Regions from separate parts of the Homo sapiens genome. Here region 1 is linked to region 2. A link is a contact called in ENCODE Hi-C or POLR2A ChIA-PET data. All regions are on one chromosome and are shown on one strand. The core of a region is the stretch at or near the end of the contact, and the rest is flanking DNA. Distances in the headings are between cores, read along the strand shown. Region 1 has its middle 31 kb from the start of TMEM54. Region 2 has its middle 10 kb from the start of SYNC.

Region 1 (5,968 bases), core at 3,354-5,853, 220 kb after region 2:
TGCATAGTTACATGGCTTAAGATCCCTTTGGGGAAAACGAGAAGATTTATGATATAGTTATGGTGGTATTGCTGGGTGCTTCCTCCAGAGTACCCTGCACCCCCTTTTTCAAGGGCTTCAGCTCTGAGAATTGTCTGTAAATCTCCATTTTGGTGACTCAAAACAGGCCTCTATTTGCCAGACCTGAAGATTTGTTTTGCGTTCTATAAGCCAAATAGAACCTTGGTAGGTAACCCATGTATTTCATCACTACAGCTCTGTTGCCTTGGTACTACCCCTTGGCCACTGGCACTGCAGGATCCCATCATCTCTACTGATATCAGGGATTCCTTTACAATGGTAACATCTCTTAGCTTCATTTCCAGCCTAGGGAAGGTACACACTACAAACTTTTCAAGATAAGGTGTTTCCCTTGTTTAAAGTACTTTTCAATTCCTTGCTGAAAGAAATAACCTCTTGGCAATTTTGAAGGGCAAAATTAGGAGGTAAGTAGGTCACACATATGATAAATCTACAAATCAATGTTTTTAGTATCATGTTTTTAAGTTATTATTTGAGACAGAGTCTTGCTCTGTCACCCAGGCTGGAGTGCAGTGGCATGATCTCAGCTCACTGCAACCTCTGCCTCCTGGGTTCAAGAGATTCTCATGCCTCAGCCTTCTGAGTAGCTGGGACTACAGATGCACACCACCATGCCCAGCTAGTTTTTGTATTTTTAGTAGAGACAGGGCTTCACCATATTGGCCAGGCTGGTCTGGAACTCCTGGCCTCAAGTGATCCATCCGCCTCGGCCTCCCAATGTTCCGGGATTACAGGTATGAGCCACCATGCCCGGCTGATTTTTTTTTTTTGAGATGGGGTCTAGCTCTGTTGCCCAGGCTGGAGTGCAGTGGCACGATCATAGTTCACTGCAGCCTCAAATCCCTGAGTTCAAGGAATCCTCCCACTTCAGCCTCCTGAGTAGCTGGAACTATACAGGCACACACCACCATGCCCAGCTAATTTTTTAACTTTTTGTAGAGATGGGGTCTCACTATATTGCCCAGGCTAGTTTCAAACTCCTGGCCTCAAGCAGTCCTCCCACCTCAGCCTCCCAGAGTGCTGGGATTACAAGCATCAGCCACAACACCTGGCCTTGATTCTTCTAATTCTACACTAAGGAATTTTTGCCATCTCTGTATAGGCCACTTTTAAGTCCAGGTTTCATCCAACAACCTGTTAAGAGCCATTCTTGGCCGGTCGCAGTGGCTCACGCCTGTAATCCCAGCACTTTGGGAGGCCAAGGTGGGCAGATCACTTGAGGTCGGGAGTTCAAGACCAGCCTGGCCAACATGGTGAAACCCCACCTCTAGTAAAAATACAAAAAGTAGCCAGGTGTGCTGGCATGAGCCTGTAATTCCAGCTACTTGGGAGGCTGAGGTGGGAGGATTGCTTGAACCTGGGAAGCAGAGGTTGCAGTGAGCCGAGATTGCGCCTCTGCACTCCAGCGTAGGCAACAGAGCAAGACTCTGTCTCCAAAAAAAAAAAAATTCTTAGCTGCTAAAGCCAATATGCTGAGTCCAGAACCTCTAGTACCCCCATATTGATAAATTCAATGCAAATGAAAATAAATGTATATTCCTATCTTCCTGGTCCAACATCTTTGGAATATACTCTACACATTTTCCCCTTGTTTCTGCTGATACAAATTAGCAAAGTCTTACAATTCTTCTGTAAGTCTCTCAGATCAGACTTTGGGTTTGCCTTCCAGAAGCATACTGGGATCTGACTCTAGTTAGAGCTGGTAGCAAGGAGGGGTAGGGGGTGGGACACGAGAAGTATTAGTATTCCCCTTTAAGACAACTACCCCAGGGTCTTCAAGCAGCAGAACCAGCCATATCTATAAGGGGAAGAATGGCTGCTTCTGCTGGTTAAAAGAAGTAGAGTTTGTGAGTTGACAGCACTAGGATTTATCCAAATCCACTCAAGGGTCCCCATTGCTCATTTCAGAGCCCCATTTTCACATAAGAGGCCTGGTAAAGCTACGAATTCAACTTATGTTGTATGTAATTCAGTGATCCAGAATCTCCCTTTGATTTTGATGTACATGAGCCTTGCGGCTACAAAAGATAAAATTCTTTTGGGTCTCTCCCATACTATGCCTTGAGCTGCAAATGTCAAACTTTTGAGCTTTTTGTCTTTTTCCTTTAACCCCTCTAGTGTAGTCACCATCATTTGTCCCCATTTCTTACATGATGATCTATCATGGCAGCCCTTTGAGGTGCCAACGTCTTTTCTCCAAAAGACATTTCATTTCAGGTGACCACAGGTGTAAGCAATTTGCCTACCAGTTTATCATTTTCCAATGGTGACTAGATCTACATTTCATTCAAATGCAGCTTAGTCATAACTAATCTAAGAAGCCCATCTTTGAGGGCCTGTTACTAGTAACCACTTTTGGAACCAAATACTATATTAGCCAGGATTCAGTAACTGCAGGAAACAATACTCCTCTACCAATTTTAAGTGGAAAAGGATTCAACACAGGTAAATTAGGTGCTTACAAAAGCACTGGAAAGCCTGGGGAACATGGCCATAGGCTGGGCCTCCAGGCGATTCCCAGACCTGGAATTAGCCTTCCATGTGAGCTGCTACCTCTGCCACCATAGGGGAGATGAGCAATTAGGAGGCCACTACAGGTTGACTACAAGAAAACATATCGCAAACTGCTATCTATGGATCCAGACACCCTTCAACACCCACAAAGCTACTGATGGCTATTAGAATGCAGTTAAAGAGAAACCTAAGGTCTCTACATCTTGCAGGAGCAATAGCCAAAGTAGCTAAAGATAACCCCTGAATCACTCCTCCTTCCACATCTTGTTTGTGCATCTAACTGGCAAAACTTGACCTTAGGTTACATTCAGAACCTTGGTTTCAAGGAAATCTAAGACATGAAGTTTTTAGTTTTCCAGCCTCTGCAGCATACGAAGGTACATTAGGTGAGCATAAATGAGTATTCATTTACCATATCCACAAGCTTCTTCACATTGGCCTGTCCAAGTAGTACTAGTGATCAGACATGCCCCTCCCAGTTTCAACCTTTTTGAAAGCTGGCCGCAAGCACTGCATCTGTCTGGCGCTGAAGATTACCTCCTCCTGGCCCAAAGAAATCTAAAATTTCCTTGTCTTCAGAGTTGTTTGGCTAATCTACACAATCTTGCTCCAGCTGTCTTTGACCTAATCCACTACTCTCCCCACCTTGGTCCACTTTGTTCCAGCCATATAGGCCTCTATACTATGCTTTTTTGGAAACAGACTAAGGATGCTCTACCAAAGGGCCTTTGTAGTTTATTCCTCATGTCTGGTATGTGCTTCCCCTAGATATTCACATAGTTCTCTTCCTTGCTCCATTAAAGTCTCTAATAAAATGGAACCTTATCAAGGAGGACCAACCTGGTCATGTCAAGTAGCACTATCTACCACTCTGTCTTCCCTGTTTTTCTTCACAGATTACTTATCCTCACTCCAGGTTATATATCTGATTGCCTTCCCCCGTTAAGAGTCTAAGTTCCATGGGGACAGGAACTTTGTATTTTAGTCATTGCTACATCTTATACCTGAAATGCGGTAGGTATTTCAGAATGAATGAAGGCTGTATGAAGAGGAAATTAAACTTTCTCCATTTTCTAAGCTATTATTATTATTTTTTTTTTTTTGTGAGACGGAGTCTCGCTCTGTTGCCCAGGCTGGAGTGCAGTGGCGCAATCTCAGCTCACTGCAAGCTTTGCCTCCCGGGTTCACGCCATTCTCCTGCCTCAGCCTCTCGAGTTGCTGGGACTACAGGCGCCCACCACTACGCCCGGCTAATTTTGTGTATTTTTAGTAGAGACGGGGTTTCACCCGTGTTAGCCAGGATGGTCTCGATCTCCCGACCTTGTGAGCCGCCCGCCTCAGCCTCCCAAAGTGCTGGGATTACAGGCATGAGCCACCACGCCCGGCCAAGCTATTGTAACTTTTCTAATGCATTATTTGTGTTCGCCTCTAGGTGGTGATGATGGGCCTTTTCATCTACTAAAGTGTCGCTAAGGATTAGAATAAATTTAAATTTTTCATAGCCTCTGGCCTAGAGGTCTAGGCTTCCTTTCTTATATGATATCTAAAATCTCCTTTAACTCATTTCTTCTTCTTCCTGCAGGAGGAAAAAACATGGGCCTTTACCAAAAACATTTTCAGTATACCATCTCAGTCTTCACAACCCCTTAACTAGGATCATCATCTCCATTTTGGCTAAGTGAAAACAGACTCAGAGTAAACTGCCCAAATCTCACAGCTGTAGTAAGTGGAACCCAGATAAGAAATATAGGTTTAGCCATAAACTACTGCCCCTCCAACAGACTTCTTTGATTTTATCAAAGAAGTGAATTGTTCTCTCGAGGCTTCAAGAGAATTCCAAGTTTTGAGTTGATAATTTGCGTTTCAGAGATCTCCAGGCTGTCTGCCTCTTTTTCCAACAAGTTCTCTTTTTCACACAAGTACACGCCCCCTTCAGGGAACATTCTTCCAGAAATCCAAAGTCCACTAACAGCATTTCCTGTCCTAGGTGCAGGGAAATGTGTGAAGTCTGGCTGCAGTGCCCAAGAGATAAGAATCTTCTAAGCTGGCTGTTGTCCAGACTTGCCATCCTCATTGTAGTAAAACACTGGCCAGGAAGACAAAAGTGCATCTGTGAAAGGAAACAGAAAGTCATCTGGTCTTCAGGGAAAGGAGGATTTCAATTTTTCCTCTGGGCCCAGGACTAAGGTGAGAGAGGTCTGACACTGGAAGCTCTTTAAATGCAATCTGAGGGCCGGGCGAGGTGGCTCATGCCTGTAATCCCAGCACTTTAGGAGGCTGAGGTGGGGGGAATCACTTGAGTCAGGAGTTCTAGACCAGCCTGGCCAAAATGGCAAAACCCCATCTCTACTAAAAATACAAAAATTAGCCGGGTGTGGTGGCATGCACCTGTAATCCCAGCTACTTGGGAGTCTGAGACTTGAGAATCACTTGAACCCGGGAGGCTGAGGTTGCAGTGTGCCAAAATCATGCCACTGCACTCCAGTCTGGGGGACAGAGCCAGACTCCGTCTCTAAATACATAAATAAGATCTGAAAGTTGGGGAAGTTAGGGGCATGAAACTGACTCATACAAAGTAAGTCACTCTAAGATTTGGAATCTGACATCAGGTTTCACGAGTCTTCTAATTTTCTTGCTATACTGTATATAAGCTTTCACTTCTAAGGACATTATTTTATTTTGTCAGACGGAGTCTCACTCTGTCACCCAGGCTGGAGTGCAAAGGCGCGATCTCGGCTCACTGCAACATCCGCCTCCCGAGTTCAAGTGATTCTCCTGCCTCAGCCTCCCGAGTAGCTGGACTACAGGTGTGCGCCACCACGCCCAGCTAATTTTTGTATTTTTAGTAGAGACGGGGTTTCACCATGTTGGCCAGGATGGTCTTGATCTCCTGACCTCGTGATTCACCCGCCTTGGCCTCCCAAAGTGCTGGGATTGCAGGTGTGAACCACTGCGCCCAGCCCATTATTTTATTTTTTATTTTATTTTTGAGATGGAGTCTCCCTCTGCCTCCCAGGCTGCAGTGCAGTGGGTGATGTCAGCTCACTGCAACCAGCACCTCCCAGGTTCAAGCGATTCTCCTGCCTCAGCCTCCCGAGTAGCTGGAATTACAGACACATGCCACCAGGCCTGGCTAACTTCTGTATTTTTAGTAGAAACGGGGGTTTCACCATGTTGGCCAGGCTGGTCTCGAACTCCTGACCTCAGGTGATCCACCTGCCTCAGCCTCCCAAAGTGCTGGGATTACAGGCGTGAGCCACTGTGCCCGGCCAGGACATTATTTTACACAGAGGCAAAACTCCAAGTAGTACAAACTTAGCTCAATTTTGACAAATTTGTAAGATCAGATAAATATGTTCAGAGATTTTGAGGG
Region 2 (6,015 bases), core at 957-3,456:
TGACCAACATGGAGAAACCCCGTCTCTACTAAAAATACAAAATTAGCTGGGCATGGTGGTGCATGCCTGTAATCCCACCTACTCGGGAGGCTGAGGCAGGAGAATCGCTTGAACCCAGGAGGCGGAGGTTGCAGTGAGCCGAGATCGTGCCATTGCACTCCAGCCTGGGAAACAAGAGCAAAATTCTGTCTCAAAACAAAACAAAAACAAGAAATAATTAACTATTATTTTTGAAACTCCCCTTTCTCCTGCTTCCTCTCTCTGAAGCTGCAACCAGGGGCTGGCTGACTACAGCATGTGTTTTCACTCGCTCATTCATTCACTTCACCATTTGTTAGGCCAGACAATGTGTTAAACCCTAAGAACACAAAGACAGTAAGTCATTAAAGCAAGACCTATATCTGTATGACTTCATGGCTGTGTCCCTTGTCCCTAGGTTTTCAACAAATAGTGGCCAAATGATGTGTTCATGAAGAGTATAGTAATGAATAAGACAAATAGAAGAGAATAAAGAATGAAAAGAAAAAACAAATAGTGGCCAAATTAGTAAATGATGTTAGCTATATTCTTGAGCCCCTACTGCAAGCCAGATGCTAAACTAGTCTTTTTTTTTTTTTTTTGAGACAGAGTCTCGCTCTGTCACCCAGGCTGGAGTGCAGTGGCGCAATTTTGGCTCTCTGCAACCTCCACCTCCCGGATTCAAGCAATTCTCCTGCCTCAGCCTCCTGATTAGCTGGGATTACAGGCACCCACCACCATGCCTGGCTAATTTTTGTATTTTTAGTAGAGAGGAGATTTCGCCGTGTTGGCCAGGCTGGTCTCAGACTCCTGACCTCAGGTGATCTGCCTGCTTGGGCCTCCCAAAGTGCTGGGATTACAGGCCGGAGCCACTGCACCTGGGCTAGAAGGCATTTTATCTGCTTTAATGCAATAAATCTTCAGAACAGCCCTATAACATGGGGCCTGTAATAAAGCCCATTTACTGATGAGAAAACTGAGGCTTGGAGAGGTTATGCAACTTAGTTGACCAAAGTCACACAGAGAGGAAATGGTGGCACCCAAGATTCAATACACTGCCTCCACGAATAAATGATGTGTTATCCACATCATTGTCATTAACCTTGACTTTCAGAGACTTATAGTCTAGTGGGAATCTGGCAGCCTTTCCATCCTCAGACTTAGCCCCAAGGGGCCCAGGCATGGCCACAGACTTGTTTTGTGTCTCCGGGCAAATTACTTAACCTCTCTGGTTCTGCTTCCTTTTTTTTTTTTTTTTTTTTTTTTGAGACCAAGTCTTGCTCTGTCACCCAGGCTGGAGTGCAGTGGTGCCATCTCAGCTCACTGCAAGCTCCGCCTCTCAGGTTCATGCCATTCTCCTGCCTCAGACTCTCGAGTAGCTGGGACTACAGGCGCCCACCACCACGCCCAGCTAATTTTTTGTATTTTTAGTAGAGATGGGGTTTCACCATGTTAGCCAGGATGGTCTCGATCTCCTCACCTCGTGATCTGCCCACCTTGGCCCCCCAAAGTGCTGGGATTACAGACGTGAGCCACAGCGCCCGGCCACTTCTTTTTTTCTTTTTTTGAAACAAAGTCTCACTCTGTCACCCAGGCTGGAGTGCAGTGGCTGGATCTCAGCTCACTGCAACCTCCGCCTCCCGAGTTCAAGCAATTCTCCTGCCTTAGCCTCCTGAGTAGCTAGGATTACAGGCACTTGCCACCACGCCAGGCTAATTTTTGTATTTTTAGTAGAGACGGAGTTCCACTATGTTGGCCGGGCTAGTCTCAAACTCCTGACCTCAGGTGATCCACCCGCCTCGGCCTTCCAAAGTGCTGGGATTACAGGCGTGAGCCGCCGCGCCTGGCCCCCTGATTCTGCTTCTAGGAAATGAGATTGGGTGGGCGTTAAATGAGAAAATGTGCAGGAAATGCCCAGCCTTTTGCCCAGTATACAAGAGACACTTGATAAGTGTTCTTCTCTTTATTTCCTTCTTTCTCCCTGCCCTCTGGGACCGCTGTCTGGGAGCCATTGGGGCCTACCCGGTGCTGACCACCAGCCACCGCTTCAGAGGAAGCTGCGTTCAGGGTCGTTCCTCCCCAGGTCGGGCAATGCCGAGCACTGCCTCCAGGGGGCGCCGCCACGCCGACCCCGCGCCCCGGGGGTTGTCTTTTCCGCCGCAGCCGCGCGGGGCCGCCCGGGCCCTGAGTTTTCAGGACCGATGGCGCGCCGACAGTGGGGAGGTCGGCGTCCCAGCTGAATCAAGGACGTCCTTTAGCACCGCAGTGATAATGAACACACAACAATAATAGCCGCAGATCCACCCATAGCGAGCTGCTGGAGTTTAAAGGGCGCATGCGCTTGCTGGGAGGCTGTGGGACTCAGGGAAGGTGCCAGGCCTTAGACTCTGAGCTGGGTTCGAATCCAGAGCAGAGCAGTCTCTCACGTTTCCCCGCTCTGTACCCTTAGGCTTCTCTGAGCTTCTGCTTCCTTTTTTTTTTTTTTTTTTTTTTTTTTTTTTTTGAGACGACGGAGTCTGGCTGTGTCGCCCAGGCTGGAGTGCAGTGGCGCGATCTCCGGTCACTGCAAGTTCCGCCTTCCAGGTTCACGCCATTCTCCTGCCTCAGCCTCCCGAGTAGCTGGGACTACAGGCGCCCGCCACCACGCCTGGCTAATTTTTTTATATGTTTTTAGTAGAGACGGGGTTTCACTGTGTTAGCCAGGATGGTCTCGATCTCCCGATCTTGTGATCCACCGGCCTCGGCCGCCCAAAGTGCTGGGATTACAGGCGTGAGCCACTGCGCCCAGCCTCCTTTGTTTTCAAATGGGAAATGTATTATAGTTCTTGAGAGGAATAAATGAGCAACTTAGGAGAAGTGCATGTACCGTAATTCCCTCTGTCCTGTGAGGGAGCTCTGATTGAATTCCTTTGTGGAATGAGAACGCTGGGGACCCTTTCCCAGGCTCGCGGGCCTCCATGGGTCTCTCTCTCCCCTAGCACAGCCCAGAGGCCAGTCCAGGAGCTCTCTCCCTAAACCCCCTCTTCGGAGCTTCCCTACTCCTCTCTGGAGTTGGCAGCACCTTCAGCTCCTTGGACTCCTCTGGGAACTGCCCCTCCGTCCCCAGGTGCAGGCCCAAGCCAGCAATCTTCCCCTGGCCAATCCCACTACATCCCTCAAACTGAAGCAACGCCCCGTTTGTTCTCCTTACCGCTTCCAAAACCCCATCCAGCCATCTTCTCCAGAAAAACCTTTCCCCGTGTCCTCTCCCAGGTCCACAGCCTTTGCACATGCCACTCCTTGTATCTGGAACACCCTTTCCCCAAGCCCTAAAGCTTGTTACTCAGAACACAGCTTAAATATCACTTTTTCCAGGACGCTCCCTCCCTGTGGTCCTATGGTCGCCTGAGTTTCTTTTGCATTTCTTGTTTTTTTTTTTTTTTTTTTTTTTTTTTTGAGACAGTATCTCGCTCTGTCTCCCAGGCTGGAGTGCAGTGGCGCGCGATCTCGGCTCACTGCAAGCTCCACCTCCCGGGTTTTACGCCGTTCTCCTGCCTCAGCCTCGCGAGTAGCTGGGACTGCAGGCGTGCACCACCTACGCCCGACTAATTTTTTTTGGTATTTTTTTAGTAGAGATGGGGTTTCACCGTGTTAGCCAGGATGGTCTCGAACTCCTGACCTTGTGATCCGCCCACCTCGGCCTCCCAAAGTGCTGGGATTAGAGGCGTGAGCCACCGCGCCCGGCTGTTTTGTTTTGTTTTTTAAGATGCAGTCTCACTCTGTCCCCCAGGCTGGAGTGCAGTGGCGCGATCTCGGCTCACTGCAACCTCCACCTCCTGGGTTCAAGCAATTCTCTTGCCTCAGCCTTCTGAGTAGCTGGGAGGGACTACAGGTGTGCACCACCATGCCTGGCTACTTTTTGTATTTTTACAAAACTACTATATTGGCCAGGCTGGTCACTATATTGGTTTCACTCTATTGGTTTCACTATATTGGCCAGGCTGGTCTCGAACTCCTGACCTCAGGTGATCCGCCCGACTCAGCCTCCCAAAGTGCTGGGATTACATGTGTGAGCCACCATACCCAGCAGGATTTTTTTGTTTAGTGCCTAATCTCCCCTCATTACAGAGTGAAGCCCTCAAAAACAAGAACCTCATCAGTCAAGGGCTCCATGTTATGCCTAGGGCCCTGCCCTGTGAATGTTTGGTAAATGTGTGTCTAATGAATAAGCGATTCCACCCAACTGGGTCCACACTCACTAAGCTTTCTCAACAGCCTCGGCTCAAAGGCACATACACAGAGTCAACACAGCCACACACACACGCACACACATGCACAGAGTCACAAATGGTGCACAAATATGCAACAGGCTCACGCACAAAGCTGAATTCATCTGTGCTCACTACTCCTCTGTGTCCCAGGTCTGTTTTCTTTTGTGACTTGGGGTCCCTGAGAACAAGAGTGTTTTTTTTTTCTTTTTTTAGATGGAGTTTCACTCTTTCGCCCAGGCTGTAGTGAAGTGGCAAGATCTCGGCTCACTGCAACCTCTGCTTCCCAGGTTCAAGTGATTCTCCTGCCTCAGCATCCCGAGTAGCTGGGATTACAGGCACCCGTCAACATGCCCGGCTAGTTTTTGTATTTTTAGAAGAGACAAGATTTCCTCATGTTGGCCAGGCTAGTCTTGAACTCCTGACCTCAGGTGATCCACCTGCCTCAGCCTCCCAAAGTGCTAGAATTACAGGCATGAGCTACTGCACCTGGCAAGAGTTATGTTTTTTTGTCTTCGAGATGGAGTTTCACTCTTTTGCCCAGGCTAGAGTGCAGTGGTGCAATCTCGGCTCACTGCAACCTCCGTCTTCCGGTTTCAAGCGATTCTCCTGCCTCAGCCTCCTGAGTAGCTGGGATTACAGGTGCCCGCCACCACGCCTGGCTAACTTTTGTATTTTTAGTAGAGACGGGATTTCACCATGTTGGCCAGGCTGGTCTTGAACTCCTGACCTTGTGATCCACCCGCCTCAGCCTCCCAAAGTGCTGGGATGAGAGGCATGAGCCACCGCGCCCAGCCTTTTTTTTTTTTTTTTTTTTTTTTGAGTCGGAGTTTTGCTCTTGTTGCCCAGGCTGGGGTGCAATGGCACGATCTCGGCTCACTGCAACCTCCGCCTCCCAGGTTCAAGCGATTCTCCTGCCTCAGCCTCCCGAGTAGCTGGGATTATAGGCATGTGCCACCATGTCCGGCTAATTTTTAGTAGAGACGGGGTTTTTCCATGTTGGTCAGGCTGGTCTCGAACTCCCGACCTCAGGTGATCCGCCTGCCTTGGCCTCCCAAAGTGCTGGGATTACAGGTGTGAGCCACCGCGCCCGGAAAGAGTTGTGTTTTTTACCAGCCTAGGAGCCCCTAGGAGAGGGCAATTTGCTCCCATCAGACTGGGAATCCCAGGCGAATGCTCTATCTCCCCAACTAGTTTGAGGACCTGGGCTCAGGAGTGTCTCCCTTACCAGCCCAGGAGCTCCTGGACCAGGCTGCTTCTACTTCAGGCTTTGGAGCCCTTGGGCCATGCTAGATATGTTCACTAACTAGCCTTGGAGCCGCAAGAACAGAATGGGCCTTCCTTGCTTCAGCCAGGTACTCCAGGAGCAGAGCTGAGCTGGATCTCCCCCAGCAGGCTGGTGGCTCCCACAGGCATGGCTGTGTCTCCCTGACCCCTCTCCACCTCTGCCACTGTCCACCGGCCTAACCCTTCTACCTTGATACAGCAGTTAGGGCTGGGCTGGGCTGGGCTGCCCGAGCTTTGGAAGCAGCAGCAAACCACACTGTGAGACAGGTCCTTTGGAATTCCCTAGGAGGTGGCAGGATCAGTGAGGCTGCAGTAGGGGTGACCTGGCCTGCCTCAGTATGTTGGGCAACTCATCCATATATCTAGTCACTCACCAAACCAGTCCAGAGTTCTTGGGCCTGGGCCTACAGCGCTCTATCTGTATTATGTAGTTAAATTGTCTCATCAATCCTGTGAGGTGGGT

The links. A loop is a pair of places that touch in the nucleus more often than their neighbours do. ChIA-PET counts read pairs that join two places held with the same protein, here RNA polymerase II (POLR2A). Pooled maps may share reads with other maps.
Region 1: a pooled map shows a loop between it and region 2 (3-fold over the local background). The contact joins two enhancer-like sites. A Hi-C loop is called at or near these places in 6 of 50 pooled maps. POLR2A ChIA-PET finds 5 or more read pairs at or near these places in 4 of 52 experiments (BJ, H1, OCI-LY7 and 1 more).

The regions. Positions count from the first base shown.
Region 1 is chr1:32,929,573-32,935,540 of GRCh38, forward strand. It overlaps a transcript of RNF19B not described here. Among named protein-coding and RNA genes, the nearest start is that of TMEM54, 31 kb to the left of the region's middle. RefSeq lists a silencer at 4,516-4,810 and an enhancer at 4,516-4,810. Within about 2 kb of position 4,604, at least 15 of the 41 ENCODE cell types and tissues checked have a DNase peak (open chromatin) inside an H3K27ac peak, as active enhancers do.
Region 2 is chr1:32,710,210-32,716,224 of GRCh38, forward strand. No RefSeq gene overlaps it. Among named protein-coding and RNA genes, the nearest start is that of SYNC, 10 kb to the left of the region's middle. RefSeq lists silencers at 2,009-2,248, 4,119-4,413. Within about 2 kb of position 2,207, at least 11 of the 41 ENCODE cell types and tissues checked have a DNase peak (open chromatin) inside an H3K27ac peak, as active enhancers do.